2 separate regions of the Mus musculus genome follow, and region 2 is linked to region 1. A link is a loop called in an ENCODE intact Hi-C map of the cell type or tissue named here. Cell type or tissue: left cerebral cortex. All regions are shown on one strand. Links, peaks and the distances in the headings refer to the core of each region. The heading gives the core; the rest is flanking DNA. Region 1 has its middle 88 kb from the start of Gm39602. Region 2 overlaps Aftph (aftiphilin).

Region 1 (15,646 bases), core at 3,919-11,918:
TCTCAGGGTCCTGCTATACTGTCCCCAGAAAAGCGCAGAAACAGCCAAGCCCCCTCAAATAAACTAGCATGTCATGTGACAGACCAAGTCACCTTCAACTGAGCCTGACCCAGTCTGAACTCCACAAGGTAACAGTTGTATCCGTTGGGTGAAAGTCATATTCATAATTAAGCCGTGTGAGAGAAGGGAGATCCATTCTCTCATTCAGGTTCACAGAAGCAAATATGAACACAAACTGCCTCACACTGTGCCAGGCTCCTGGGAACCACTCTGGTCTGGGTATACCAGACCCCTGGCACAAACGCCAGCCCCCACTGGGCAGGATGTCCTGCGCACTGTGCCAGGCTCCTGGGAACCACTCTGGTCTGGGTACACCAGACCCCTGGCACAAACGCCAGCCCCCACTGGGCAGGATGTCCTGCGCATGTAACCCCAACACTAGGCAGCCAGACCTTGCCTCAACAAAAACAAAGAAATATTACAAACAAATGGTAAACCTGCAGGACCATCTCTCCAGCCCAATATGGTCACAGATCTGCAAAACAAAACCAGCTTTGCTATGCTGTGTGCTGTGATTCTCAACCAGGTTGCGTCTTGGAATAATGCAGAAAGGTTCTTGGTTTTGGTTTTATGACTGTGTCTAACTCCTACACCTAGGGAGTCTGACATTTGTCTGGGGTGAAAATTAAATACCAAAAAAGAAAAAAAAAGTTTTGTTCTTTTCAAACAACACTGATGTAGGAGACCTACTTGTGGAGAACTGAAAGTGTATACAAAAGAATGGCCACTAGGTGTCGCTGTTGCCAAAGTTTTGAAAAGAAATGGCTTTCAAGTAGTCAGATAAATTCTCTTAATTCTTGGTTAGGGGTGGAAGCCCACGTCTACTCCCCCCCCTCTCAGTGCTAGGACCCCGTCTGTCCATGTCTCCTGCATGCTGCCACAGTTTCTATGAGTTCATGTGTGTATCAGTGCTGGTATGTGTGGTTTGCTCCAGTGGAGTGTCACTGTGTATATTAATCACACTTCAGTGCAGGCTCAATGCCCAGGAATAGCTGGCCAACACCGAACAACTTCTATAGTAATTTTGCACACTTTTTGTCTTGTTTTGCTTTTGTTTTTCCTTTATTGGCCTTTTGCTTGTTTATTTTGATTTCTGTTTTTGTAGGTTTGAGGGTGAATTGTGTTTCTTAGGGTTTGTTGTTTTGTTCGTGTATTCTAAAGAGACAGGAGGAGAGAAAAGAACATAAAATTTCATAATAAGAAAATATACTGACTAGTCTTATGTCAATTTGACACACAAACTAGAGTTAACTGAAAGGAAGCAATCTCAACTAAGAAAACGCCTCCAAGAGATCCAGCTGTAAGGCATTTTCTTAATTAGTGATCAAGAGGGGAGGGTCTACCCATTGTGGGTGGGGCCATCCCTGGGCTGGTGGTCTTGGGTTCTATAAGAAAGCAGGCTGAGCAAGCCAGAGGAAGCAAGCCAGTAAGCAGCACCCCTCCCTGACCTCTGCATCAACTCCTGCCTCTGGGCTCCTGCCCTGCTTGAGTTCCAGTCCTGGCTTCCTTTGGTGATGAACAGCAATGAGGAAGTGTAAGCTGAATAAACCTTTTCCTCCGCAAATGTTTATTGGTCACAGAGTTTCATCACAGCACTATAAACCCTAACTAAGACAATGAGCTAGGAAAGATCTAGGAGGAATTGGGGAGGGGAAAACATAAAATACATTATATAAAAATTTTCAATAAAAACTTCATAACTCGGGCTGGAGAGATGGCTCAGAGGTTAAGAGCACTGACTGCTCTTCCAAAGGTCCTGAGTTCAAATCCCAGCAACCACATGGTGGCTCACAACCATCTGTGGTGAGATCTGACGCCCTCTTCTGGTGAGTCTGAAGACAGCTACAGTGTACTTGCATATAATAAATAAATAAATCTTTAAAAAAACTTCATAACTCTTCTAGATTTAGGATCGAGGGAAAAACGCGCTTTTTTAAAGATGCGTTGCAGCAGGCAGATGGTTCAGCAAGTAAAGCAGTGCGACCTCAGCTCAGTTCCCAGAGCCACACAGAGGTGGGAGGGGAGAACCGCCCTCCACACATGCACCATGACACGCACACACATGGGCATACGTGTGCATACAGGAACACACAAACGTGTGCACACATGAGCACAAACACACTCAGGAGCACACTTGTGCACATGCACGTACATGCAGGCACACAGGCAAGAGCATATACATGCACATAAGCACATATATGCATGTGTGCTCACTCACAGGCATACACATGCACAAGCAAGCACAATGATGTATATGCACATGCATGTATACACACATGTACACGTTCACAAGGGCACACATACATGCATGCATATTTATGCAATGCACACACAGATGGAGGAGCACACACATGCACACATTCATGTACATGCAGGCTTGTGTGAGCACACACACGCATGAACACACACTCCTATACAAGCATGCGTACACTTGAGTGCACACTCACATGCAATGCATGCAGGTATACAAATGTGCACACACTTGCCTGTGCATACTTGCACATCCACACACATGCATACACATCATGTGCACATACTCGAGCATGCATGCACACACACAAGCATACACATGCCCATGCATGCACACACACAGGACCCGTGGGATAGCTAGCTCTGCTGGTAAAGGAAATTGCCAACAAGCCTGAAGACCTGACTTCCACATGTGTACTATACAGCATACAGGTGCCCCACGCACATGCATGCATGCACACACACACCTACACACAAGTAAGTATGGTTTTTAAAATTAATAAATTAACATTTGTTTTTAAAATATTCTTCGAATTCTCTTAGACCTAAAGGAAGCAAGTAACACAAAACAGAATTTTCTGGAGGTGCCATAACAATATAAAACAGGACCACTGTGCTTAGCCCATGTGACACACGCTTGTTTTCTGACAATCCGGAGCTTGAGGCTCATGATGAAGGTGTGATGGAGTTGGCTGAGGACAGTCCTTGCCCTGAAGATGGCCTCATCCTCACAGGTCTGCTGAGCATCCCTGTCCTGACCTCTTGTGATAGGGAAGCCTGTGGCATTGGGTTACAACTGCTCCACCTCTCCACCGGAGCCAGCCCTGGCTCCAAACAGCTCTCAGGCACCAGCTCTCAGCACAGTCTTTCCTGGGGGAACACAAGCAAGGACTTAAGGAAGGCAAGCCAGGAGGAGCCTCACGAAAGGACATGTGCAGCCAGCAAGTGCATCGCTGTGTGGCTCACACCCCTCCCCCAAAGCCAGACCTGATACTCAGTTTTAATTCCACATCTTCGAAGTTGCTCACACAAGGCATTCATTTGGTTGGTTGGCTCCAATTCCTGACCAGGGCTTCAAAAGAAGGAAGCTTAGGGTTGAGAGAAAGGGGCAAGCTGCACTGTACTGGGGTGTGTGTGTGTCTGTCTGTCTGCCTGCCTATCACTCTTGCTCTCTTTCTCTCTCCTCCTCCTCCCCTCCCCTCTCCCCTGCCCTTCCTCTCCCCTCCTGCCCTCTGCTGACCAGGCTCTCAGGATGTAGCCCACACAAGCCTTGAGTTCACCATCGTCCTCCTTAGCCTCCGGAGTGTCTGACGGGATTCTGGCTGCCTGGGACATTGCAGTGCTGGCTGGCCAGTGTGACACACATTCCTACCCTCTGGCCACCACCTGAGAAGAATCCTCCAGAGTTAATGCTTGGAAGCCTAGGGCTCCTCGTAGTCCCTGGCCACTAACCCCAGAGGCCCCGCTCTGTGAAAGTCAGCTGTCCTGCCTTCCACCGCACCAGAGCCGGCGCTATCTCCAGGCCTCTCATGGCTCCGCGCCACATCTTGGTCGACATTTTTGTTGAAAATGAAGCAAGAAGGACTTGCTGAGTCCTGACCAGCATGAGCATCAGCAAGACCCTACCTGCAGGGCCACGGCCTACCCTTAAGGAAGGACGCCTATCTACAATTCCTATGCCTTCCTTTCCACCCCACTCTGAGGCACAAAGGGTTTGCTGGGGCTGAGCCACAAACCTCCAGGGATTCTGTTCAAGTTAGAAACCAGGGCTAAAAAAAGTCTCTGTTGCACACCATGTCTGCAGTAACGTGTCCAGACCAGCACCAAAGGCACCTGGCTTTGGTAGAACCGAAGAACACCCCCCTGAGGGCAAGTGTCCATCTGGCCTGCTAGCAAGGGAAGAAGCCAGCGCCTGAAAGGCAGCCTGGGCTTAATTCCCAGGGTTTCCACCAGAGCATTGGCACACCAGCCTCCTGTCTGATAAACCAAGTCAAGGCCCCCAAATGAGCCAGTAGATGACAGCCAATAAAGTAGCACTAGACTGTAAGGACAGCACCAGAAGTCAGGGTTTCCACTGTGGGGAGGATTAATAGGTTTATTTGTGAGACTTCCATCAAATATTTGAGGAAAACGTAAAGTGGGTCGGCGTTCAGTCACCAGCGCCTGCGTGGCGAAGCTTCCTGAACCTGCAATCCCGAGTTCCAGGCCTAGTGGAAACAAGTCCGCAGCAAAAATGAGGCAAACGTCGCTTGAGGACGAGCACTAGCCTCCACATACATGTCACAAGCACATCACACACGTGCAAACACACATGAACGCATCCACACGGCATCCAATAGAGGTCATTGTTGTATTCGGCCTGTGAAACTCCTGGCTCTCTGACCGCCGCCATTCCAGATTCACTCACAGCTTGTTAGCAAAGGCTTCTCTAGGACAGGGCGTTCAAGAGCAAGCCAGAATCTCGTCTGGAAGGGACTTAAGTATTCCCAGTAAGAAGCCATAATGGCCCACAGGCTTGGGTTTGTCGCTATGATACCTGGCCATGCCCAACCAATTATCTCTTCACACCCTGCCTACACTTGGCTGGGACTTTAGTCAGATTCTCAACAAAACTCAAGCCCGTGAAGGCAGGAACATGCAGGCCAGTCCGCCAGCCAGGTTCCAACACTTTATCTCTCGCCCATCTCCTCGTTTATGCACCCCCCACAGCCGCTCCCCCGCCCCTCAACTGCTCCCCCACCCCCAGTAGCTCTCCCATCCCCAGCAGATCCCTACCCCCACTACTCGCCCATCCCCAGCGGCTCCCCCACTCCCACGCACTCCCCCACCCCCACGCACTACGCCGAGCCGCCCCTACCCGGACGCCAAGCCACACTCATCCCACTTTCTCCATCCTTCCCCACCCAGAACATTCTTAAGACCTTGTTCCCATGAAGACAATCTCCTTCCCATACCCACCCTGTTTCCCAAGGGGAAGGCTCCTCACTCTCCCACACTCCTGGGGCCCAGGGCAGGAAATAGCAGCGACTGCTTCCTGTTCCCAGTTGCTGCTCCTAGGACATCAATCTTCCTTCCTCGGCACTGTCTTTGACACCCCTGACAGCGCCGTGGCCAAAGTTCCTTTTGAACTTCATATTGACCGGCGTCTCCTGACTCCCATATATGGAGAACATGAAGCCTTGGGCTCACAGTTCCCTCTCACCAGGGCTTTCTACCACACCCCGCACCGCACATTTCTGGCCTCGCCCAGACCTGTACCACCTAGTGAACTTCTCCGCCACTGGCATCATGAGCTGGTGGACCCTCTTGCCCACTGACCTCTCTCCTTCCTTACCTCCATCATCCTCGCTCTCTGCCCTTACCTCTAGTCCCACCAGGAAATGGACAGGGAGCCTGCCTGCCTTGTCACTCCACATCCTCTCTGACCCTAGAGTAGTGGGCCTTGGCTGGCTGTGACCACCATTGGCCCTCTTCCTGACTTCCCACTTTGCTCTAAAGTTTGGTTTTCATCTGAACATCACTTACTACATCATTTGCTTTCTTTAAACACATACACTTCATAATTCCATTAAATACATCAGAGAGCTGACACAGCCCCCTCTGCCTCTGGTCCTCCTTCTCCACTGAGGTTTTGTTTGTTTTGTTTCTGGTGTTTTGTTTTGTTTTGTTTTGTTTTGTTTTGTTTTGTTTTGTTTTGTTTTGTTTTGTTTTGTTTTAATCCTGTTAGCCCATTGTTGAGAGTTGATCTCGTCTTGGTTGTCTTTGCTCTCTGCTTCCTCCTTCTGACCTCCTGTCTCCACTGACCCCTGGGGGCCTGCCTCACTATCCACTGAAATTGCTGGCACAGGATGTCCCTTGTAATGTTAGGAACTGCAGGGCTCTGGACACTCTGGGCCTCTTCGATGACCACGTGACATTTGCGACTATTGTCCTTCCTCACTCCAAGCACCAACCCTCAAGCTTCCAGGGCTCCCCGACGGGTAGCTGGGCTGGAATGTGCCCACTCACAGTTCTGCAGACTTCACATCCCAGAGGCGTGGCATGCCCTCCGCAGCCTAGCACACAGGCAGGGTCCTTCCTGCCCACATCTAAGTAGGGTGCTCTATTTCCCTGGAACATCCTTTCTCATTCTTGAAACTCAGCCCAGAATTTCATTATGGGAAGCTTTCCCTGAAACCCTAGGGTCAAGCAGGGGACCCACGACACAGCTGCTGCCTGGAGGCCTGGAGCTCTGGTCAGCCAATGAAGTGGTAAGAAGTGACTCCAAGTGGCCGCAGGCTAGGCTGCAGAGTTGACCTCCAGGTATCTACTCCTTCAAAGTCCTTCCCCAGCAGGCCCTCTTCCTCCACCTGGCTAAACCTGACTGCGGGTCATCAGGCCTCTCCCACACCTCCTCATTCCCCATTCCCCTGCCCACTGCCCATTATCAGCCACCTCCTTCTCTCCTGCATCCATGCGCCTCTCTGCCTGCCTGCACATGATCCAGCCCTGGCATCCACCCACCCCAAAGGAGCTCGTTCCTCAGCTGGAGGCTTGCAGGCACAGCACCGCAGTGGCATTTAGGCAGGGAGAAGCTGGGGAAGGCCCCTACAGCCCCTGGAAGGCATTCTGGGCTGACACACCCAAAGCAGGGAGGCAGGGCCCTGTCTCAGCAGGGAGCTGAGAGGACAGATCATCCTCACAGGCAGCTGCCGGCAGCTAACCAGAGAGCTCAGCTTGTTCACATTATCACTTCCTCTAGAATGCCTCCTCTCCCACAGAATCATGACAGAATTGCCTCATGGTGCCTGGGGGACTCAACGGGGGTCTTTCTGGAGTAAGTGACCTCCACACTAAGTCGGGAGGCAGATGGATCTTGGGTACTCGTGAGTGCCACTATCATGAGCTGTCCTAGTACTTAGAAATATTTCTGCCTCTTTACCATCTAAACAAAAGAGCAGGAACCTGTAACCCCAGCAGGCAGGCAGGAAGGAGGGAGGGGCATCTTCTACTGCCTACCTAGGTTGAGACTACCCTGGACTACAAGAGGCCAAGTATTGAAAGAAAACTAAGACAAAAACAACCTAGAGACCACAAAAGAGAATGTCAGACAGGTGAGCAAGAACACCTCCCCCACCTCACGCCCCCACGGGCCTTTTGAGAGAAAAAGCCTGAGACCTCAACCAATCTCCCTGAGCACACAGTCTCTTCGATTTGGCAGAGAGGCCTGGAAGCCCTCTAGGGCTGCTGGATGGCTTAAGTAGAACACCTGACAGGAAATGAGCTAGAGACATGGGGTCCCATGCTCCTGCCCAGGCAGCCCCATGATGCTAAGGTGGGACCAAGCTATACTGGGGATCCCTGGTCGGAGGGAACTCTGGCATCCCCTTTGCGTCTCCCAATTGTGAGACGACAGAGGGAGGAGAAAGATCCCTATGGGGTTTGGTTTTGGGAATTTCCCCTCACAGGAACATTTACTGCGGTTGAGCTGAACAAGTGGCTGACGCTTGTTGGTTCACTACCTGCACATTCCGTTTATAAGTCTTACAACCCCCCTCCAGTGGACCGTCCTTTTTACCTTATCCAGCAAAATGCAACACTTCCTCAGACGCTGGTTTACAGACCACATCGCTTGGGTCTATTTCAGTGAAACACTGCTTTGGGATTCTACACCCTTTTCTTCTCGTGTCTTCTCCATGCTGTCCACGAGAGGGAGCCAGCGCGCCTGTTTGTGCCTCTGCTTATAGCGCTGGCTACCAAACAGGCGAAGTAGCTGAGCTCAAACTAATAATCCAGTATTTTCGGAACTCTGGTGAACAGAAATTCTGGAGAACCCTGGAATCTTTGGCAACTTGTTTTAACACAATAGAAATTTGGCAAACATGAAAAGACTTTCAGATCTTTGCCGTCTTGGTTTTCTGTTGTGGGGGTTGGGGGAGGGGTTGGTAGTGGTGGTAATGCTTGATTTAATTTTTTTTTTCCTCTTTTTAAATTTTTTTATTTATCTTTATTTTATGTGTGTTGGTGTTTTCCCTCCATGTATGTCTGTCTGAGGGTGTCAGATCTTGGAGTTACAGACACTTATAAGCTGTCATGTGGGTGCTAGAATTTGAACTCGGGTCTTTAACCACTGAGCCATTTCTCCAGCCCTTGATTTTAGCTTTTGAGACAGTCTCACCTAGCTCAGGATGACCTCGAACTCATTACGTATCAAAGCCTGGAACCCCTGATCCTCCTGCCCCTACCCTCTAAGCCCTGGAATAACAAACACGCAATACAAGGCCAACCTGTATAAGTGTGTTTATTGATTTCTTTTATTATAAAGAGTATAAGAAAAGTAACAGATTAATTCTGTAGGAGAATTATTAGATGATTGGCATGTAGATGAAACAGTTTAAGCTATGAAATACTAGAATATAGAAATTACAATTCTCCTTTTTATAAGGCTTTGTTTGTTTGGGAGTTTTGCTGTTGTTGCTATGGCTAGCTGACTTTTCTGTTGTTCAAAATAAGATCTCATGTAGCCCACGCTGGCTTTGAACTGGCTACGTAACCAAAGATGACCTTGAACTCCAGCTTCTACCTCCCAAGCCCTGTATTCTAGGCATGTGGCAACATGCCTGATGAAAATAGTTCTTTTTAGTATATATTTTAAATTTCTGTGTAGGGGTGTGCATGCGCACATATGTGCCAAGCTCTTCTGTGGAGGTCAGAGGACAACTTGCTGGAGTCCAATCTCAAGGATTCTGGGAACAGAATCCAACAACCTGTGTCACCAACTGACAAGTCCCCACTAAGCCCCTTCACTCAACCCATGCCACCATTCTTGACCCTACCTGGGACACATGCTGAACAGCAGAAGGGACTGGAAGCCCCCACAGGCCTTTCCACTAAGGAATTATGTTGACCGCAGGGGGACTCGCTTGGCGGCTGCAGGACACTCAGTGTTAGGCCTTGAAGACGGCGTGGCCATGTGTCCATCTGTGAGTGGAGGAACAGAGGCAGGAACCACAGGGACTGGAGCAGGCTGGGGGCCGATTCAATATTGGCCGAAGCTTAGGGAGGGAGGTGTAGGATAATCCGCCCTTGCAGCTTTACCCTGTCTTTAATTGTGTGTGTGTGTGTGTGTGTGTGTGTGTGTGTGTGTGTGTGCACGTGAGTATGTGTGTGCACATCTCTGTGTGTCTATGTGCTCATGAGTGTGTATGTGCACATGAGTGTGTGTGTGTGTGCACATGCACTTGCAAGAAGGGCAGGTGATGCTGTATTAGACTTCCTCAGAGCTGGAATTTAAGCACTTGTGAACTATCTCATGTGCCTGCTGAGAACGGAACCCATTCTTTTGCAAGAGCAGTGAGCACTAGGAGAACTCATAACTGGTGAGTCATAGCTCTAGCCCCTCAATGCCTGTATTTTAATTACAGTAATATTTATAAAATAATAGAACACACATGACTTACTTAATCCCGGGCTTGTTCCCCAGGCCACAGACCACCTTTCAATCACTTGAACACTTTCCATTCACAGCCAGGAAATGTGTGGCCCGAAAGAGACTCTTAGGCTATAGCTCCATCAGCAATGGAAGCCCTGAATCCCATTTCAGTGAACAGACTTGAAGACACATCCCTAGACAGCCTAGGGTGGCCTGGGGTAGGCATAGACAGCCTTGTAGACACATGCCTTAGTTAAACTTTATCACTCTTGGCTTCTCTTTCTCTCCTCAGCTGGAGTTCCTCCTGTGAGCTGATGTTTCTTGGTCTATAATCTCTATTGCCTAGTGCACAATAAAGAGTACTGAGTTTATTAGTCGGGGTTCCCTAGAGGAACAGAAGATATGGAATGGATGTATATAAGTAGAAATTTATTAGAATGGCTCACAGGCTGTGGTCCAGCTCGCCCAACAATGGCTATCTAACAACAGAAGGTCCATGAATCCTGTAGTTGTTCAGCCACAAGGCTGGATGTCTGGTCTTCAGAATCCTGAAGTGGGCTCTCTCTCTAATGCTAGTGAAGGAATTGGACTTGCCAGAGAGAACAAACACAAGTCAGCAAAGAGCAAAAGTCCCTTCTCCCGTGCCCTTTACATAGACTGTCCCCAGAAGGTGTCACCCAGATTAAAGTTCCACCTCAAAGATCTGGATCAAAGGTGGGTCTTCCTACTTCAATTATTTTTATTTAAAAAAAAAAATCTTGCCAGGCAGTGGTAGCTCATGCCTTAATCCCAGCACTCAGGAGGCCTAGGTGGGTAGATCTATGAGTTCAAGCCAGCCTGGTCTACAGAGTGAATTCCAGAATAGCCAGGGCTACACAGAGAAACCCTGTCTTGAAAAACAACAACAAACCAAATCCCTCTCAAGTGTACTCAACCACTTGGGCTTTGGTTAATTCCAGATGAAATCAAGATGACTTCCAAGAACAGCCATCGCAGTTAGAAGGATTGCTCTGTGAGACCTGGGAGTCTCTCTTCTCCAAAGTACCTTGGTCAAAGAGCCCTCAGCTCCCCCACAGAACCTCTGAGCAGGGAGGGACTCCTGGGACTGGAGGTAGGGGATTGCTCTGCAGAAATCTTCAAGTCAGTCATAAACAGTCTTTGAAGAGAAGGGACACAGCCCTGGGCTCTCTCAGTCTGAGTTTGGCATCCTTCCTGAATCAGGACCAGACTCTCCTCAAGTGGGAGGTTCACGGGAGAGAAACCAGCACACCTTTGGAACAGCATTCAGACCACAGATCTTGCCAGCACAGGACATGGCATGGGACCCCAGAGGAAAGTGTCCCCAGTGGATGCTGGCATTTGTTGAGGACAAAGGTTACCATCAAATACTGCCTTGGGAGACTCCCACCCAGTGCATAGAGACCAAGTTCCCTAGACAGAATGGCTGTCTTCAGACACATTCCCTGACTGGCCTCAGCTGTACCTGGACATCAAGACACTGTGCCTGGCACACACAATGCTCTCAACAGGGCTGGGGGAAGTCACTCAGGTGATGTCAAAGGCAGGCCACAGAAGGGAGAGGACACGGGTGGGTGCATGACTGCTATGCTTTGTAGCCCGGATGACCAAAGTGGCCCTGTCAGTGTTAGGGCTTGATGGTTCTTCTCTGATGGCTGCATTATGGGATCTGTAACTAGCATCCCAGATTCGACCCATTAAATAACAGTGAAGCCCCGTGAGCTATGGCAAATGTGTCTGCATCCATTAACAAGTCTGTATGGAGGAGAAATGGTGGCAATGTCGCCCCAGCTGGCAGTAGCTGGATTGTGGTGTTAACAGTGTCCAGTAGCCTCGGTAGCCCCGGCCTCCTCCCATGGCCTCAGACCCTGCACTCTGTGATTCCCCTGATCTCTTTCTCAAAAGGTTTCACTACTAAAACCTGTGGGCCTGCTTCCCTGTTCTTTCAAAATATGAGTGAATTCAAATTCAATTATTAATGACAAAAGATCCCATCTATTTACCTCCACACTCCCTCAATTGTTACTGGAGCTCTTAGAAGCAATCCTTTAGCAGGAATGCTGTGTCACAAAGACTCAAGACAGCACCGTCAGGGAGGAGGACAGTGACATTTTACGTGATCCGTGCTACAACAAGCAGCTGAGCACTTGGGCCTCAGCTCAGCGAGCTGGTGGTTCCCTCATGCCGGAGGCACAGAGGCCTGCACGGGTGCCCAGGCCGCCCTTGGAGGATGACTCAAAAACCATAAATGAGAATGTTGAAGGCTTGGGCCAGGAAGTTGCATAGCTGTAATCCCAGAAAGCTAAGGCAGGAGGATTATATAACCTAGGCTACATGGTGAACCAACCTCCACACCCCCGTGTGTGTGTGTGTGTGTGTGTGTGTGTGTGTGTGTGTGTGTGTGTGTTTGTGTGTGTGTGTGCGTGCATGTGTGTGTCCCTCTGTTCCCCTCAAAAAAGAAGGAAGGAAAAGAAAGATAAATAAGGAAAGGGGGAAGATTTTGAAGATTTTAAGCACTACCAAACCCAAGTCTCACCCTGAAACCGGTGTGTAGTCCCCACCTCCCGCTTTTCTCAGAGACCCCTGGCTGGCACCACAAAGGGGGTGAGGAACAAGGGGCCAGAGCCCAGGTCAAGAGCACACTCAGGAGATCTCTGCTGGCTTCCTGGCCTCCACAAGCTGGAGCAGCCTGTGACCTGGAGGCATTCCTCAGAAACAGTCACCAGCAGTGAGTCAGCTCAGCCGAGAGGCTCTAATGCAATTGCTTATTCACAACTACAGTTTTAGCACAATGGAGCACAGCTAAGAGCTCTGAGAAGCCCACCCACCTATGACATGCCAGTGAGCTGCTCAGCCCCCTCTGGTGGATGTCCTGTTAGTCACAGACAGCATCTGGCCCAGCTCCCCTATCTCCCCCCCTTTTGTATCTCCAGACATTTTACTAAACAGACACTGAGTCAGAATAAGTCGGTTTAGCAATTAAAATCTGTGTGGGGGCTGCCTCAGGGAGCATGTGGCGGGTCTGGAAATAAATATCCCTCCAGTATGGATCGTGCACACAGTGCAGAAGCCTAAATGTAATATGCATGAAGCTGCTCAGGGGCTGAGCCCACGATATGACTCCTCCTTTAGCAGGGATAGGAGGAGCTGCCATCCGCTTGCAAGGATGAATCGTGTGGTATAGGATGAACTGTCCTTAGGCAGAAAGAGCACTGTGATTCTGTCAAAGGAAACATGGACTTGACTCTGAAAGAAGAAAGTCCCACGAGGAACCTTGTTCAGGCAAGTTCAGCCTCAGACAACATCCATTACACTAAACCCAGGATGCTCAAAGAAACAGCCAGGTAGCCTGCACACACATTTCCAGCCCGTACTCTGGGTCTGGATCTATTTGGATACTTCTGGTAGGGGCCACAGAGACCACCTACAGCTCCAGATGGGAGAAAAAGCTGCCAATAACGGTGCCTCTGGTTGCAAGCCTGTTATCTGGCCAGCCACAGGGCCCTTCAGACTGGGTCACTTTTATCCTTTGCAGGTGAGAGCAGAGACACCTGGGAAACTGGAGGACTGCCTTTGCTTGCCAGTGTTCCCACTTAATGTCCACAAGGACCACCCACTCTGCTACAAAGTTCCTGGATTACAGGCTGTACCCTGGGCAGCTGGTGCAAACATCTGGCACCTGGGATATAGGCAGATTGTCAGATGTGCACACTCTTTCAGTCACCTGCCATCCCCACCCCCACCCCCACCCCATCTCCTTGAATCTCTTCCCCAGCCACCTCCTCTTAGCAGCAGCATAGACCTGCAATGTCAAAGGCAGCAAGCCCAGGCAAGACAGTGCCCTCCACACACCGCCTTTTCTGCACACTCTTGTAAGCCAAAGAGGGGCAACACATGGCCAAACGTCCCTGTTGCAAGATTCTGCTACACCAGTGGTTCATTCTTACGTCACAGACTCTTCTGAGAAGATAGTGAAAGCCAAAGATTCTTTGCCCAGGAAGAGAAAAAAAAAAAAAAGCATTTTCTCTTGGTACTGAAGAGGTGGCTCAGCGGTTAAGAGCACTGACTTCTTTTCCAAAGGTCCCGAGTACAAGTCCCAGCAACTACATGGCAGCTCACAACCATCTGTGATGAGGTCTGACAGCCTTGTCCGGTGTGTCTGAAGACAGCTACAGTGTACTTAGATATAACAAATAAATAAATCTTAAAAAAAAAAAAAAGCGCTTGCTGCTCTTCCAGAGGACCCAAATTCACAACTGTCTTTGACATACACACACACCTATATAAATAAATAAAGCTTTTAAAGATTGCAACCACCCATGGGCCTCTAGAAACCTCTCCTGTTGCCCTGCATGAACAAACAATGGCCAAGTCCTTTCCCTAGTTCTTGAAGCTTAAAGATGACACTTTCTACCAAACTAACCACTGCTCACCTTTCTGCCCTCTGATGGCCTCAGCTTTAGCACATACAGACAAGCACACACATGTACACACACGTGTTCACACACATGCTCACATACACACACATGAGCATGCACAAACATGCACACAAGGCATGGGCAAACTGGTACACAGGTCACAGACATGCACTCACATTCACACTCACACTTGCATACAGACACATGCACATGGAGTCACAAGCACGTACATTCCACATAGCATGAGGATATGTGCACACTCCCACATATATGCACACAGGTACATGAGGACTTTTGCCTGCCTGTCGCTTCTGTCTCCGAGCAGCAGAAAAGAGCGATGACACAGCGTTCTTCTCAAAGTCTTACGCGCGTTCGCGACCGGCCAGGAAAGACGCAACAAACCAGAATCTTCTGCGGCAAAAGCTTTATTGCTTACTCAGGAGCAAGAGAGGAAGAGCGCGGCAGAGAGAGGCAGAGAGGAAGAGAGAGAGAGACGCAGAGAGAGGGGCAGAGAGCAGAGGAAGAGACGAAGAGATGAAGAGATGAAGAGACGAAGAGAGGAAGAAACGAAGAGAAGAAGAGACGAAGAAGCAAAGAAACGAAGAGGCGAAGAGAGGGAGTGCCAGAACCCCGTCCCTTTTAAGGAGAATTATCCTCCGCCTAGGACGTGTCACTCCCTGATTGGCTGCAGCCCATCGGCCCAGTTGTCATCACGAGAAAGGCAGAGCACATGGAGTGGAGAACTTACCCTTAGCACATGCGCAGATTATTTGTTTACCACTTAGAACACAGGATGTCAGCGCCATCTTGTAACGGCAAATGTGAGGGCGGCTCCCCACATCAAAGCAGTTTATTCAGGAACCTTTCAACATGCAAGCAGGAATCTCCCTAGCCCCCAATCGCAATCCCTTATATAACCCCTCAACCACGCCCCATCAGCCCAGTCCGTGTAATCTCAGTTCATTGGTCAAATGGCCTGATCTTGTGTCATGGAGCGCCTGCGCAGCTCTCACAATGGACGTGGCTTATTTTCGGGTGCATGAGGAAGTCAGGTGCAAGTCATAAGACTTGGCTGCAGTCCCGGGCGCCATCTTGGGACTACTGCCACACCCACTCCCCATACCTGCCCAAACATGCTCCCGGGACATTCATGTGCGCATGTGCACATATGTTCACATAGACCCATGTACGCATGAGTGCACACAGACACACTTGCACTTCCTTATGATTGCTCACACATGTACACCCGTGTGTGCTTGTGCTCCTGCAGACATACATGTATGCACATGCGCACACATGCATATGCATGTACCTGACAATCCTAGTAACTCTTCTCAGCCAATGGAATCACTAGAATCAAGGACACAGATATAAGTCCATGTACCAACAGCCACCTGATTTTTGTCAGAGGCCAAAAATACACATCGGAGAAAAGGCAGTATTTTTAACAAATAGTGCTGGAAAACCAAGATATAAAAGTTTCTCTGTT
Region 2 (15,646 bases), core at 4,593-12,592, 850 kb after region 1:
GGCGTGGTGATGGTCGCATGTTGCAGCTTTTGTGGGGGAGAGCAGGAGGCCATCTTTGCAGTTGACTCTGAGGAGGTACCTCTTAGAATTGTGCAGAGAAGTATTTGTGGCCCTGGGGAGCACAGTTAGGAAATGTTAGTGACAGCTTCCTGAGGGCTGCTCAAGTGAGCATAGCACTCTGTAGGTCCCAGTAAGTTTGGTCTCCTCAGGACTCGCATCCTGACGCTGTGGGGATTTCCTTTGCCCATTGCTGCAGGACTTGAAACAGGTGCCTACTCCATGAAATCAGGGTAAGACCCAACAAGGAGCTTGGGGTGGTGTCCTGATGCTCTGCCCACAGAATGCCTTCCTCAGGGAACCCCAGGGACTTTGGTGCACAGCAGGAAATAAGAGTGGGTTCTAGCCTTGAAGTCTAGGTCTCCTTCTCTATGTCTGGGAACATAACTCCTCTCTGTATAACAGGGATCACTGTCCACATAGAAGCTGTCCCCTGGGTACCTACTTAAGCGCCTGGCAAATTTCTAATGCTCCCTGTTTGACCTTCTCTGGTCACCCTTCCCCAAGGGACCTTGTGCCTTCTGAGTTCCTCAGGCTCTTCTCAGGCATTCAGCCCTCAATGAAAACTAAAGCATAACAAGCTGCCCAGCATGGGTGTGCTCACCTGCAGCATGACGGGTGTGCTCACCTGTAGCATGATGGGTGTGCTCACCTGCAGCATGACGGGTGTGCTCACCTGTAGCATGACGGGTGTGCTCACCTGCAGCATGACGGGTGTGCTCACCTGCAGCATGATGGGTGTGCTCACCTGTAGTATGACGGGTGTGCTCACCTGCAGCATGACGGGTGTGCTCACCTGCAGCATGACGGGTGTGCTCACCTGCAGCATGACAGGTGTGCTCACCTGCAGCATGATGGGTGTGCTCACCTGTAGCATGATGGGCGTGCTCACCTGTAGCTGCCCAGCATGGGTGTGCTCACCTGTAGCATGGGGTAATTCAATAACACAATGCTCAGGCTCAAGGGAGCCCACAGCTTGTGGCAGCGTAGGTCTTGGTTTGAATAGGTCTGCTATGGGCTTCTGAGCAAGCTACCTAAGGCATATTCTCATCCATATTGTCTCTCACCCCCCATTACAGTTATTTATTATTTATTTATTGTCTGTGTGCATGCTACATGCACATGTGCTCATCTGTGTGTGCACATGTGGAGGGCCAAAGTGGTTGTCAAATATCTTCCCCATCTGTTTCTCTACCTTAGAGACAAGGTCCCTTGCAGAACCTAGAACTCAGTGTCTGGGCTATATAATATCTTAGGGTTTCTATCGCTGTGATGAAACACCATGACCAAAGCAACTGGGGGAGGAAAGAGTTCATTTTCTCTTACTGTTTGTAATACATCATCTAGGGAAGTCAGACATGAATTCAAAGCAGGAACCCGGAGGCAGGAGCTGATGCAGAGGGCATGGTGGGGGGTGCTGTTTACTGGCTTGCCCCTCATGCTTGCCCAGCCTGCCTTCTTTTATCACCAGCTCTTCCTACCTATGCGGTATCACCACACACAGTAGTCTGGGCCCTCCCACATCAATCATGAATCAAGAAAATGTACCATAGGCTTGCCCACCAGCCAGTCTGGTGGGATCAGTTTCTCAGTTGAAGTTTCTTCTTCCCAGATGACTCTAGCTTGTGTCCAGCCAACATGGTACTAGGCAGGAGAGCTAGGCTGGCTGTCCAGTGAGCTCCAGGGGTCGACCCATCGCCGCACCCGACACAGGTTATAGATGTGGCCAGCATGCCCAGCTTTTATGTGCTGGCTGTTCCACCTCAGATTCTCATGCTTATAAATAAAGCAGACCCTGCCCCGCCTCCTCCCACGCCCTCTCCCGTGTATCTGAGCTTGTGAAGTGGCCCAGAGCAGGAATCTGACACAGATTTTGTTGGTCCGGGTGTTTGTTTGTTTGTTTTTCCTTTTTTCTTTTGAAATCATCTTTTGGGGAGAAGGAAAAATCTGTCACAAACTCTGTCAGGAAGTGGATGGAGGCCTCAGACCCTGTCTCTAAAAAGGTCCTGGAAACATTGCCAATGGTTTCAGGAGGTTGCGCCCTAAACTCAGCCATGACGAGAAGCCCCAATTTTGCTATTACATGTCACACATCAAAAGAGAAGCTAGCCTTTCTCCTTCCTTTGCCAGTATGTGATAGCACATACATGGTCTGTCCTCGCCGGTCCCCTGGCTCAGGGTCTACCCTGAGTCATGGTCCCTGGTGAGGTGCTGGGCACCGCAACACCTGTTCAGCATTTGAGGGTAAAGAAGAAAAGGAAAGGGACACCAATGCAACTTTAAAAATCCAGACAAAAGGACCCTTCCACACACAGCTCACAGGCACCTTCTTTCTGAGCTGGATTACAGGCTGTCTGTGGCTGAGAGGTCGGGGCTCACCGGAATGAGGACGAGGGAGAAGAGGGCGGGGTGCTTGGGGCACCAGACAGCATACTGAGAACTTTATTGTTATTTATTTATTTATTCACTTCACATTCGGACTGCAGCCTCCCCCTCTCTTCTCAGTCTCCTCCTATACAACCTCTCCCCTCCCCTTCTCCTTGAAAAGGGGGCACCCTACCGGGTATCAGCCCACCTTGGCACATCAGATCACTGCAGGAGTGGGCATATCTTCTCTCACTGAGGCAGATAAGGCAGACTAGGGGGCAGGATCCACAGGCAGGAGCTTCATTGTTAACCTATGGGTATCCCCAGCTTAACATGAGGTATAGTTTTAAGTCATGTGAGTAATCCCAGCACACAGAAGAGTGAAGCAGGAGGGTGATGGCAAGTTCAAGGCCAACCTGAGCTACAGAGTGACTCTTTCTCAACCTAAGCCAATCCCATGTCTGTTAAGTATAGTTTCAGAATTTTGCCCTGTGTTCCTGGGAAGATGGTCAGGGCTGATTTCAAACAGTATGTTTGCTGGGGGTCAGCTGTGTGCTTGCCATTGGAGTAGGGGCTGCAGGCACCATCCATTCCTTCACCCGAGTTCCTCAGGTTCCTCCTGTGTGGGGCACGTTCTAGGCACTGGGGTGTGGCAGTGACCAGGGCAACAGGGGTCCTGTCCTGATGATGTCTATAGTGTTGGCAGGAGAACAGAGAAGAAAATGATAGAGACACATGGACTGTAGTGTGAGCCAAAGGAGAGAGACAGTAAGCTGGGGTCCAGAGGATGGAGGCACCATCTTAGATAGTGTGCAGGGGGAGGCTGTCCAAAGAGGTGAGGGTCAGAGCTGTATGGAGGGATGGAGAGGCCGAGGCAGGACCAGAAGGCTTTCCAGAAGGCTGCCAGCTCTGCTTTTCCAGTCAGTCCAGCAGGAGTGATGGCCCTCAGAATCAGTTCCTGCTGCAGAGGTCTCTGGATGACAAGGTGGCTGAACACTGTCAGAGGAGATACAGGGAGCCAAAGGACAAGCTATATGACACCAGAAGGAGACAATCAGATAAATCCTAGATGTGGGCTAGCCCACAGAACAACTGGCTGGTGTCTTAAAGAGATCGTGAGTAGGAATGGAGACCAGGTCAGATTCAAACAAACACAGAACCAAATGGGATGTACAATCCTCCAGAAGACATAACAGGTCTGCTAAAAGATGCCTTTCTATTCAAGCTTGGGAGATTGGACTTCAGTTGGAATGAAGGAACTGTTGCCTCTCTTAGGTGTAAGGACAGTGTGCGATCAGGGAAGAGATGGAGCTAAGTTAGGTTTGTGATTGATGATGACCATAATTTATTCTGAAAAGCTCAGCCACGTAAGTAAATGAAGGTTTGAGATGTAGCTCTCAGGAGGAGAAGGGCAGCCTTCTTGGGCTGGCCAGGCAGCAGATTTTGGCAAACCCTGAAGTATGCCCTCTTTGGATAGGGAATGTGCTCTGCCACACATAGTAGGTGTCTGATAACATGTGAATGAGTACACATATGGAGGCCTTGTTGGGATTCATTTCCAAGGATGGTCTATGGCTGAGCACACTCTTCCACCTTTAAGTTTACCAGGCATTGGTCACCATCAGACAGTTAAGAATGCTGGGTTGTTGTCAAGGCCCATTAAGTTTGGAAGTGCCGAGGAGTGTTCTTAATAGTCCCTCTGGATTCCAGATATGTTGAGCCTTCAGGCCATCCTGGTCACAAGCAGCTGGCATGCTGGTGCCTCCAGATTTGCTTCTGTCAAGTCAACTCAATGGAAACAGTGTCCTCTACAGTGACACCTAACATTCCTGGAGCTCTCAGCATTTCCGAATGTCATGTTACGTGTGTGACATGAGCTCTGTGGCCCCAATGCTCATGTCCTTCCAGATTCATAGAGAAACCTAAACCACGCTCCTGTTAGCAGCTGAGGCTTCAGGGAGTGGATAACATTGTTAGGGCAGAGTCATCAAGATAGGATTAGGGTCCTATTGAAAGAGGCCTGGGAGCCCTTGCTGCCTTTCGGCTTGTGAGGAGCCAGCACGAAGACAGTATCTACAAGGGAGGGGTGGATTTTGCCAGACATGGAGTCCACTGGAAACTTCTCTTGGAATTCTCACCTCTGGAACTGTGAACAACCAATGTGTGTTTGTAAGGTACTTCACATAAGATAGTGAGGTCTTGCTCATGAGCCCTCCTAGGAAAGCCATTTGGGTGATTTTTCTTTGTGCTCCATTTTGATGACTGGTCTGTGGTCTCAATGGTTTATGGCAGGCTTCTGATGTGGCTCCTTCCCTCTCTCTTCTAGAAGCAGCATCCAGGCCATGCTCACATTACCGAAGGCTCAGGATCCTTTCTGTCTTGGGTCAGGTGCCTGCTTGTGGGCCAGAACCTAGGGAAGCCTGAGGTAGCAGGGTCTGCCAGTTGCCTCTGATGTGGGGATGGGTTGCAGCCAGGCCTGCTCTGAGTTTCCTCCCTGCCACATGTTGGATTATTATAAAACAATAGCTCATGTTCTTTCTTTCATCATCCAACACTGGTAGATTGGCTAACATGACCGTTTATAGAAGCGCTTGGGAAGAAGTCAGCCCTGTGGAGATGGTACCATGGTGGCAGATACTCGCTTTCAGTAGAGGGCAGGTAGGTTTACTACAGTTCTCTGCCAGCACCTGCAGCCTTGCAGGCTACCTTTTCTGTCTCGGCCCCAACAGTGTTGGGCTGCCAACTCTTTTCCTGTTTTCCCGTTGGTTGAAGCTGAAATACCAGCTGTTCCTGGTGGGCTGTGTCCAGATTTTCTACCCTGAATGTATAATGTATCCTTTCAACAGGTGTCTGTGACACAGGACCAGTGTAGTCCTGTCTGCCTCACAGATGTCAATCTTTAGCCACAAAACAAAACAACACAACCTGGGGCAGGAAAGAAGTGTCTGGATTTCAGTGTGAGTTGAGTCAGGGGCATTCTTTTTCTAAAATCTACACCACCAACACTGAAGGAAGACACTGTCTTCCTTGCTCTAACCAATGTCCGTTAGGACTGGGGACTCAGTAAGGTGATGTCATACATAGAGGGGCATAGATGGGTGACGAGCTGGAGGGTGGGGAAAGGCTTGGGCTCATCTGTGAGCCAGAATAAAAACAGACAGCAAGTAAGGGCTGCTGGATGGGGCAGCTCCCTCCTGGCGGCAGGGGAGCCACTCTAGGGTCAGGATGGGAAGCCCCAGTTTCAGAATGGCAAAGTCAGGGTCAACCCTCACCCTGCTTGTTTGTATTGCCAGCACAAATGCAGAAGGAAGTCCCACTTGGAGTAACAGAGGAGTGGGAAAGTAACTTTAAGGTGCTGGGAGCCAGTGGGTTTCTGCAGTCTGTGTTGTCAGCCTTGGGAACCCATCTGTGTCATCTAGAGTTTAATGGCTCTGTTATCATGTCTACCAGTGCCCACCTTCAAGAATCCCAAGCTTTGGGGATCCAAGAACTGTATAGCTGTGAGCCATGCTTGGCCTGGTCAGGGACTAAGAAGGGTCCTAACTGATTTCCCATGAGTAGCCCTCAGGGCACCCTCTGAGGACCAGTCTAAACGGATGGTACCCAGGTCTAAACGGATGGTACCCAGGTCTAAACGGATGGTACCCAGGTCTAAACGGATGGTGCCTAGGTCTAAACAGATGGTACCCAGGTCTAAATGGATGGTACCCAGGTCTGGAGAACTGGTACAGAGCTGGTGTCCTAGGGTTTCTCTTGCTGTCATAAAATACCATGAACAAAAGCAACTTGGTGGGGAAAGTGTTTATTTTACTTATAGTTCTACCTTGCAGTCTATCAGTGGGGTGGGGTTGGGGAAATCAGGACAGGATCCTAGAGGCAGGAGTTGATGCAGAGGCCATGGAAGAATGCTGCTTACTGGTTTGCTTATCATGGCTTGTTCAGCCTGCCTTCTTATAGAACCCAGGACCACCAGCCCAGGGGATGGTACTGCCCACAGTGGGCTGGGCCCTCTTACAACAATCATCAATCAAGAAACTGCCCCACAAGCTTGCCCATAGGCCAGTCTAGGCCTAGCAGCATTTTCTCCAGTGAGGTTCTCTCTTCCCAGCTGACAAGTTTGTGTCAAGTAGATACAAAACTAGCCAACATATCCAGGGTTCTTGATGTTTGTTTTACTGTCTTGGGACAGGATCTCACTGTGTAACCCAGGCTAGCCAATAGCATTTGAGATCTTCCTGTCTCAGGACAACTTCTCCCCCATACCCTGAGCGCTGCTATTCTAGGTCTGCACCACACCACACCAATGGGAGCTGTGTGCGTTTATAAGCAGAACTGATGGTGTGGGCTCTGAGACAGTATGTCAGTAAGGGCTGTGATCTCCAACCCCACCCAGAGTTTTCCTACTGTTCATACAAACCCCAAAACAACCAGCACTGACGCCCAACGGCTGGGCATAGCTGGGTTGTCTTAGAGCCTGGAGAATCAAGTCGGTGACTGAATTAGACAGAGCTTGAGATCAGGGCTACACTATTTGCAGGCAGAGAAAATACAGTTTCTAGAAAGATTACTGCTGCTTCACTGACTGCCTGTGTGTTCAGTGTCATGTGGAGTCCAGGGGACTGACTTGAGCCAGACAGAACCCTGTCTGTCCTCAAGGAGCAAAGGCCCAGAGAGAACAGCACAGGTCGATCAGGAAGTGAGGTGGCTGGTGGCCTTACTTATTCCTCCGACAGTGTGACTGCCAGGCTCTGCGGTTGTCTGGATCTGGGAGAGCATACTGTCCTTTCTGGCTCGGTGGCCTTAGGGGGGAGTCATAGAATAGTTCCAGTTTTGGTGTCATCCCAAGGACAGGGGCTAGCACTGGTTAGAACTCTTGCACTAGTTGGTTTGGGGTCCCTGTGACAGTACTGGACAGAAACAACCTAAGAGAAGAAACATTGTTTTGGTTCAAGGTTCCAGAGGATTAAGCTCAGTATGTAGGAAAGATGTGGTACTTGTGGCTGTGGGAGTGTGTGCTAAAGGCCATTGAAATCACGGTGGCTCAGGAAGCAGAGAGGGAGAGACCAGGATACAATGTCTGAAGGCCCATTCTCAGTGACCTACTGCCCTACTTCTCACACTTCCCAGAGGTCCCAGACCTGCCAAGTTAGCACTGCACTTCTCAAATATGAGTTGGGGTGTGGTATGGTCTATTTCAGTTTCAAACCACGACAGTCTTTATTGTGACTAGTTTTATTTTAAGTGTTATGTGTTCAGAGGGTTTGCAAAGAACCCTGGGATGCTGAAGAGGCAGCTCTGTCCAGTGTGGGTGGCAGAGAGGTTTCCAGAGTTGCTGATGGTGGCAAATGAATGAGGAGACGTTTTCCTGGGTAAGGGACTGGTTTCAGCCAGCTGTTGGGACATTGGTAGCTCACGAAGAGGCTATCGTGTAGACAAGAGGCAGAACCCAGGTATGGGCAACCTGGTAAGGCTAAGACTTTCGTTCAGGGAGCTTCAGGAAGGACTTGCTAAAGGAAAAGAACATTCTACCAGCATAGTGGGGAGATGAGATTAGGAGGTTGAATGGTGGTCACATTAGATAAGTGGGCCTGGAGAGAGGAAGTGGTTGTGTAAGAAGTGGAATCAACAGGATTCTACATCCACAAGCTGAAGGTGAGGCAGGGGACTGGACAAGATTGAACACGGACAACACTAGTTGAGAGGGGGCCAAGCAAGGGCAGTATGTATGGGGCATGTGACGATTCAGACATGGTGCATTGGGCTTAAAGCTGGAGTCCTGGACCTCCAGTGAAGTTGGCCAGTGGCAGAAGAGACCGGTAGCCCAAGGAGGGGCCAGGAAAGGGCTCCCCCGAGAACCCTGGGGCTGGACTCCTTCTCTCATTTGATATTTTGAATCAGGATTTTACTGTGTGGTCCAGGTTGGTCTCAAATTTGAAATCTTCTTCCCTCTGCCTTTTGAGTGCTGGAATTGGAGGCATACACGCCATGTCTGATCTTTTGGAGGAATCCTTTCCCTTGAGGGACCTAGGGAGGAGATAGACTCACGTTAAAGACTAGAGTAACCAGCAACCCCATTCTGGGGTGGATGGGGGCTGGAGGCAGGAGGTGTCCTCCCTCTCATGCCTTGGCCCTTTTGGTCTTTGGTGATCCATGTTACTGACCCTCAGAGATAGTGATGGGAGAGAACCTTGGGGTCCCATTGAGGGATGTGAGGAGCTATGGGCACAGTTCATATGTCATTTGGAGTTTCAAGGCAACTGAAATCTATCACACATGCTAAAGGTGGCTTTAGCTCCCCGGAGGGGAGGAGGACACTGAACTGTTAAGGAGACAGTTATCCGTTCTCTTCTCCTGTCATCATCATCCTCATCCTTACTGACAGAATACTGACCCAGATAAATGATGAACATTATTGGCCAAGTGTTTACTGTGTGCCACAGGTGATGTGGATTCCCCCTCCCCCCCCCGCCGCCCCAAGCCTGAATGGATGCCATTTTATCCTTTGAATCTCTCTATATAGTCCAAACATTTCCTTATTTATGCTTCCATTTCTTCAGCCATGAGAATCTACTCATTCTTGGTTTAATATTTTGTAGCAACAGAACCCCTTTATTGAACAGAATTTTCTGTAGTCATTCAGCTCCAATATTAGCCTAGGTTGCTACTGTAAGACAACCCTTGGCTGCATATGTGTCCCAGCTCTGATGCCTCTGGGGGTTCCTGGGAGAGGTTTAGGGGAGCATTGAGCAGCTTATCTTTTAGCCCTAAAAAAAAAAAAGACTCTAAAGTAGCTTCTACCTCAGTTTTCCTTTCCTTTGTGTATGGGGCTTACAAGCATACATGTTTCCGGTCAAATTCAGGACATTATGTATGTGAAACATATGCTTGACTGCTGAACTATACCCCCGTAATTTTTGATTCTATAGCCACTTGTATTAGTCAGGGTTCTAGAATCGAAGAACGTAAGAGAATGAATCTCTATATAAAGGGGATTTACTAGAACGACAACAGACTTCAATCGAGCTAATCCAACAATGGCTGCTTATGAATGGAAGCTCCAAGAATCTAGATATAGCCAAGCTGACAATTAAAATGGCCATCACATTCCTGTTAGGACAATTTTCATCTTGGGTGGGGAGTCCATGTAACATATACCTCCCTCCTATTAAGGTCCCAAGGCAAAGCAGAGTTTGATTCCACCACAGTTCTCTCCCCTGCCTCCCAAACACTGAGTTTATTAGGCACATTTATAGGGCATGGGGGAGGGGCTAGTCATAGGAGGATAAATGATCCAGCCACACTGGAATGACTTCACCCAGTATGGATGATGTCTTCCCCATGGCTGTATAGATGGAGCCCAATTTGCCTATCTTCCTCAGACTACACACTGTAGGCCCTTCTTGAGACTGAAAGGCAATGTGCAGTTAGGACCAAGTTGCATACAACTGGCTGGGTACTCAGTTGAGGGTCCCATAACTCCCCAGTCTCCATTCTGTGAGAGATGTCCATAGTCAGCAAGTGCAGCTGTGATCAGTTTTAAGTAGGCACAGATGAACTTGTGGACATGGTGGCTGGCTGGGGTGGGGGACAGTGCCGTACAGCAGCCCAGTTTATTATATGCCTGAAATATAGACTTGAAGCATCTGTCACTCTAGGCCATACTTCCCTGGCAACTAAGAAGCCATCAATGATGTCAAGACTTCCACTAGTACATTCTAGTGGGTATCGTAGGGGGCCACTGGCTGACAGCTTGATTTCTAGCAAATATCATGTAACTTTTTTTCTGGCAAATGTCTAAAATGGCAATATTCTAAAATTACTTTTGTCTTAGACTCACACATTTTCATGTGTGGTTATTTTGCCTGCATATATGCATAAGCAACTCATGTGTGCTTGGTGCTGGTAGAGGCCAGAACAGGGTGCTAGATCCCTTGGAACTGGAGATTCAGATGTTTGTAAGCCACCATGTGGCTGCTGGAAACCAAATCCTGTTTCTCTTCAAGTGCAACACGTGTTCTTAACCTTTGTGCCATCTCTCCACCTACCTCACAAATGAGTTTTAGGAATTTTGTGCAAACATTTTCTTGGAGGAGGTACTCCTATAAATTCCTAACTTTTTCAACAGTCTAAAGATACGTTCTAATGAATCGTGGGGATTTAAAACTATTTATGAGTATGCTGACTTCATGCACACCAGAAGACCACACTGGACCCCAGTACAGATGGTTGTAAGCCACTGGTGGTTGCTGGGGATCTCTGGATGAACCATCTGTGCTCTCACCTGCTGAGTCATCTCTCCAGTCCAGGGGGATTTCTTTACGGTCTCATGTTGTATCTTAAAGCACTAATCTCGTTTGGTGTGTGTTTGGGAGAGGTGCGTGTCACCACAGGCGACCCTTGTTTGTGACAGTTTTGTTGTCACTGTGTAAACCAGGCTAGCTGGCCTGGAGCTTCTTAGACGCATTTATTTCATCTTATGTTGTGAATGCTTTGCTTGCGTGTATGTCTGTGTAACACTGAAGTTAGTTACATGGTTGGGAGGAGAACCTGGGTCCTCTGTAAGAACAAGTGCTCTTGGGCTATGGACCATCTCTCCAGCCTCACGATTCAGTTCTTGGAGAGCAGGTTCTAATTCTCCCTGACTTTAACCAGGTCGAAGTCCTACCAAATTACTTCATTTGAAACAAAATTTATTAATTATGAATAAAACCTCACATTCAAATGTATTATATTTTCCCTGAGATACTAGATACAAAGACAAAAGGCTAAATTTCTTTTAAATTATTTTATTCTTGTATAAGCTAAAAGGAAATTTACACACTCAAATCTCAAAACCCTTGGGCATGCACATCAACCTTGTTAGAGGCTCTTCTACATCTCTCTCTTTTTTCCATAGGAATTTCCCCAAACATTTAAAATCCATAGTTTTTTTTTTCCAACTGTATATACAACCTAAACCATAGCAATCTATGATTATGTCATTTTACACTGTGCAAAATCCTCAAAAAATAGTGGTATGACAGAACAGGAAGATCTCTACAAACTCAATTTTAAGACATTCATATAATTTGGTCCTTCTCCAAATCACACCAGTTAAAACAGGTACATTCTCTTTCAAGCCCCCAATCATGTCCTGACAGTGATCCACACTCCACAACCAGCAAGCATCGATGGCGTGACCTCAGAGAAGGTCACACAGCAGAACGCCTGATGAAGACTGAAAACAAAGCCCAGGAAAGTGAACGAAAGCCAGGTCTTAAACACACCCATCACACACAACTGAAAAGCAAACAAGAATTTTGCAGCTTTTTGTGATAGTAAAAGTAACAGACCATAGGACAGGTAAGTCAAGAGCTGTCAGGCACGGGGAAAGACTGAAGGGGTTTCAGACAGGAAAGATTTGAGGTTTTCATTTTCTTTTTTTATTTCAAAAGTTTTTAAGAAGGACACCACCAGTGTATTTCACAAAGACATAAATGTATACACCCCAGCAACACAAAAGAATAAATCTTCAAAAATGTTCATCCCCAATTATTTACATTTTTTCTAATATAAATTTAGGACTTCGGTATGTAAATAAATATACATTACTATGTATACCTTTCTAGTGTGGCTTACCAACAAATCATCTGACTTGAATGATTTTATTTCTAAATTACAGCAGATATGCTTTTGATGGTAGGGAAGGGGTGGAATCAAGGAAGGTGTATTTAAAACTGTCCGATGGATGCAAGCAGCTACGCGTCTGCTTGTTCTTGGGAGCTCATGGAAGGTGTCAGAGTGGCTGGGAACATCAACACCTTGGCATGCATGAAGGTCAGGTCTGGAAGGCTGGCGATCACCTTCATGGCTTCCTCACTCAGGTGCTCCTCTCTTTTTGGTTTCCTATCAGCCAATGAGAAAAGACAAGCATGTTAAGGGGACTGTGCTGTAGAGCAAATGGAAAAGAATTCGTTGTCAAGGTCTGTGGTCCTGGGCGTCTGACCAGCTTCTCCTCTCCTAGCTGCGGAGAATAGCTGTTGCTGGTCCTGAGATCAAGCCGCAGACACAACTGTCCACATGCACATGTACTTCAGGCTGGAACCACCTACCCAGCAATAATGTTACCAAGCACAAGGAGAGCTGCGCTAAAGTCTTGGTAACAGTCTGCCACCTGGATTTCCCCTGCCTACTGCAAAAACTACCAATATTACCTAACTTGAAAGGTGTGGTGAAGCATGGTAAGTCATTTAACCTCAGGCTTTCTTAACCTAACGGGGAATTCCAGGAGAGAAAGCCTTCAGCTAAACTGGGATACGGGCAGCAGCATGAGAACTGGGTACAGGCAGGAACCTGGGGGTGGCAGTGGGGGGAGAGGGGTTTGTGTAAACCTTAAAGGCCTCTAGCCTTGTTGATAATGTCTATTTAACCGTATCTCCCCTCACTTTAACAAGCAGTTTGAAGCATATTACATCATGCACAAAAACTCTTGGTGAACTAGTGGGCAGGCTGGAGAAAATGCCCAATGAGCATCAAGCGCGACTGAACAGTACACAAAGCCATCCACACCATCCAAGCCCATCCAGGTTGTTCAAGATGCTCAAAGTATCATTATAGTCACACAGTTAATTTCAGACCAAAGATACCTTGAAAAGAAAGCCAAATTATTTCTTTTATGGTAATTGTACCAGCAGAAGAATCAATATTCAACTCAGTTTCTTAGAAAAACACAATAATAATCCTATATTTTAAAAAACTTAAAATTTACATTTTAGATTACACTTAATGGTAATAAATCAGTGGATGCTTGAGGAACTAGTAGATAACTGCATCACTTCAAAGTCAAACAAGCGTCCTGCATTCTAGTGTCAATCTTAGCATCACCAACAAGGCTTAGGGGGTGAAACGGTCAGTCTACAGCCATGCTGTCATGGAGCCTGCTGTCAGCAGGTGTCAGAGTCTTCTGATGTGCTGTGAGACCTCTGATGTACTCCAGCTGAAATGTTACCCCTGTATTCACAGGCCTTTAGATATAATTTCCAATTTATAGAAAACGGGGGGACTAAATAACATGGTGAACATTACTTGCTGAAAGCCCCAGAGAGAACAAGCCCTGTGTGCGTGGATTTCCCCATCTGTGAAGTGCAGGCAGGTCCAGGAGAGAAAGGCAAGGAACGTTCTTAACTACCAGACAACTGTGCAGATTGCTCTAGGTTCCACCAGTGGCTTTCAGAGGCAATATGAAACTGAGTATAAAAGTTTACACAACTGTAAGTTTGTGCATGCATTTGTAGTTATTTATGTCAGATATCCTTATTAAAATACATAAAGCAGATGCTTGAGAATTTGAGAACAATTGTATCGCTCTCTATTGCTTTCTCGCCAAGATTTATCCTTTTTTGTTAATGGACTGCATACAAATGAAAGTCCAGAAAGAGTGGCCTATGATCAGTTCATGCGCATGTGTGCGCGCACACGCACGCACACGCATGCACACATACACACACACACACACACACACGAAAAGAAACATGACAAGACCTTTTAAAAAGGGGAAGAAACTTTTCAAAAAACCATCAGGACAACTGGCTAGCCCTAGGTAGGGCAGAGGAGGGGAAGCGGAATGTAGACTTCTCCCACCTTTCACTATATTAAAATTCATCTAAAATGTATTTAGAAGTGGGGAGGAGGTAGCACATGTCTTTAATCTCAGCACTTGGGAGGCAGAGGCAGGCAGGCAGGTTTCTGAGTTCAAGGATACTGGTTTACAGAGTGAATTCTAAGACACTCAGGGCTACGCAAAGAAACCTAGTTTCAAAAATCGAACCAAGCAGCCAATAAGAACCCAAGACAAACCCAAAATGCATTAAAAACCCACAGGTAAGAGTATAAACTATAAACTCTGAGGTGTAAGATCTTCCTAATTCTGAATTAGACAATCATTTCTTCAACCAAAGCACGAGTAACAACAACAACAACAAATTGGGTTTCATCAAAACTAAAGGCGTTTGAATGTCAACACAGGGTGTGAAAAGTGAAAAGACAACAGAGCAGCAAATCCTGACAAAGGTGTGGACTCCTGAAGGCAGCAGCATGGACTCTAATAAGCTCATCAGAAGAGCTCAACAATTTTGCTACTAGGGAAATACAAATTACAATGCTGAGATACAACTTCTCACCCACGGGAATAGCTACAACCTATTTGGAGGAGAGAATGTGGAGAAACTGGAAAGCTCATGTTACTGGTAGGAATACAAAACATTATGTCCCAGAGCTCTGGAGGTGAATGGCAAGATGATCAGGTGTTCAAAGCCAGGAGGCAACAGGAGATCCTGTCTCAACCAGACACACAGCCATGAAGCCCCTGAGTAGTGTGCACATCTGCAATGAACCTAGGAGAGTGAGGAGCGCTGAGATTGAGATGAGCCTGAGTATGATCCTCCCAGGGCCCCTCTGACCCCCAACTCCCTTCCCTGGGCCCACTTTGCCATGTTGTACCAGAGTTCAATCCCAGGGTCTGTGCATGCTAGGCAAATGCTACTGCTGTGCTAAAACCCCAGCCTGAGACCTTAACTCAGGACAGAAAACCCACACCCACACCTACAACTGCAATAGGCAAACGTGTACAGGGGATTTTTATGATAATAAACATTTTCTGGGGTAATTTAATGATGAGAGTTGCACAACTTTGTGAATCTACTAAAAACTAGTGGATTTACAACAGTGAGAAGGACAGGTTTCATTTTGTTAATTAAATCAATAAAATCCAAAACTGAAAGCCCCAAAGTATGTCTGTTAGCCACTAGTTCTTTAGCTTATATAAATGTCACTTAGTGGCCTCTCTGTAGCTACTAACCAGCCGGCCACACACTAATTTAAATTAGAAAATAACCTTTTTCCATGTTAGGTCAGTTGGGCAAGAAGATGGAAGGATTTCACACTAAGAACTTGGATTTCTCTAACAGCAAAGCAAGTGCTGGTGATGTAGGTCCATGGTGCAGTGCTGGCCTGGCATAGCTCGGGCGTTGCTTGTACTTTGATGCTAATTCCGCTTTCCCAGGAGGGACTGCAGATCAGGAGTGAATCAGCAGTGAACCTCGCACACAGGTGACTCCTGTGAACTTCTCCCCACCTTAACTTGTAAAATAAAGGCTATGGCTGGTGACTGGGCAGTGGAAGGGAAGCTGGAGTTGAAAAGTTTCGGGGAGAGAGAGGAGGGAGAGGAGGGAGAGGAAAGAAGATG

Evidence for each region. A loop is a pair of places that touch in the nucleus more often than their neighbours do. Peaks named below come from ENCODE experiments on the same cell type or tissue, not always from the same donor. Only the 100,000 strongest peaks of a DNase experiment are listed, where the experiment ranks them.
Region 2: it touches region 1 in a loop (5-fold over the local background); 3 of 42 quality-filtered maps call a loop at or near these places.

Annotation. Positions count from the first base shown.
Region 1 is chr11:19,822,837-19,838,482 of GRCm38, forward strand. No RefSeq gene overlaps it. Among named protein-coding and RNA genes, the nearest start is that of Gm39602, 88 kb to the left of the region's middle. In left cerebral cortex, for the core only: a CTCF peak has its summit at 7,979 (motif pointing right); DNase peaks (open chromatin) are centred at 4,834, 6,897 and 7,987; H3K27ac peaks cover 1,238 bases.
Region 2 is chr11:20,673,890-20,689,535 of GRCm38, forward strand. Aftph (aftiphilin) reads right to left here. Exons shown (of 10, transcript NM_001290545.1): 10 at 11,195-12,309. The coding sequence ends at 12,162. Among named protein-coding and RNA genes, the nearest start is that of Sertad2, 50 kb to the left of the region's middle. In left cerebral cortex, for the core only: no CTCF peak of the experiment used is centred there; a DNase peak (open chromatin) is centred at 7,715.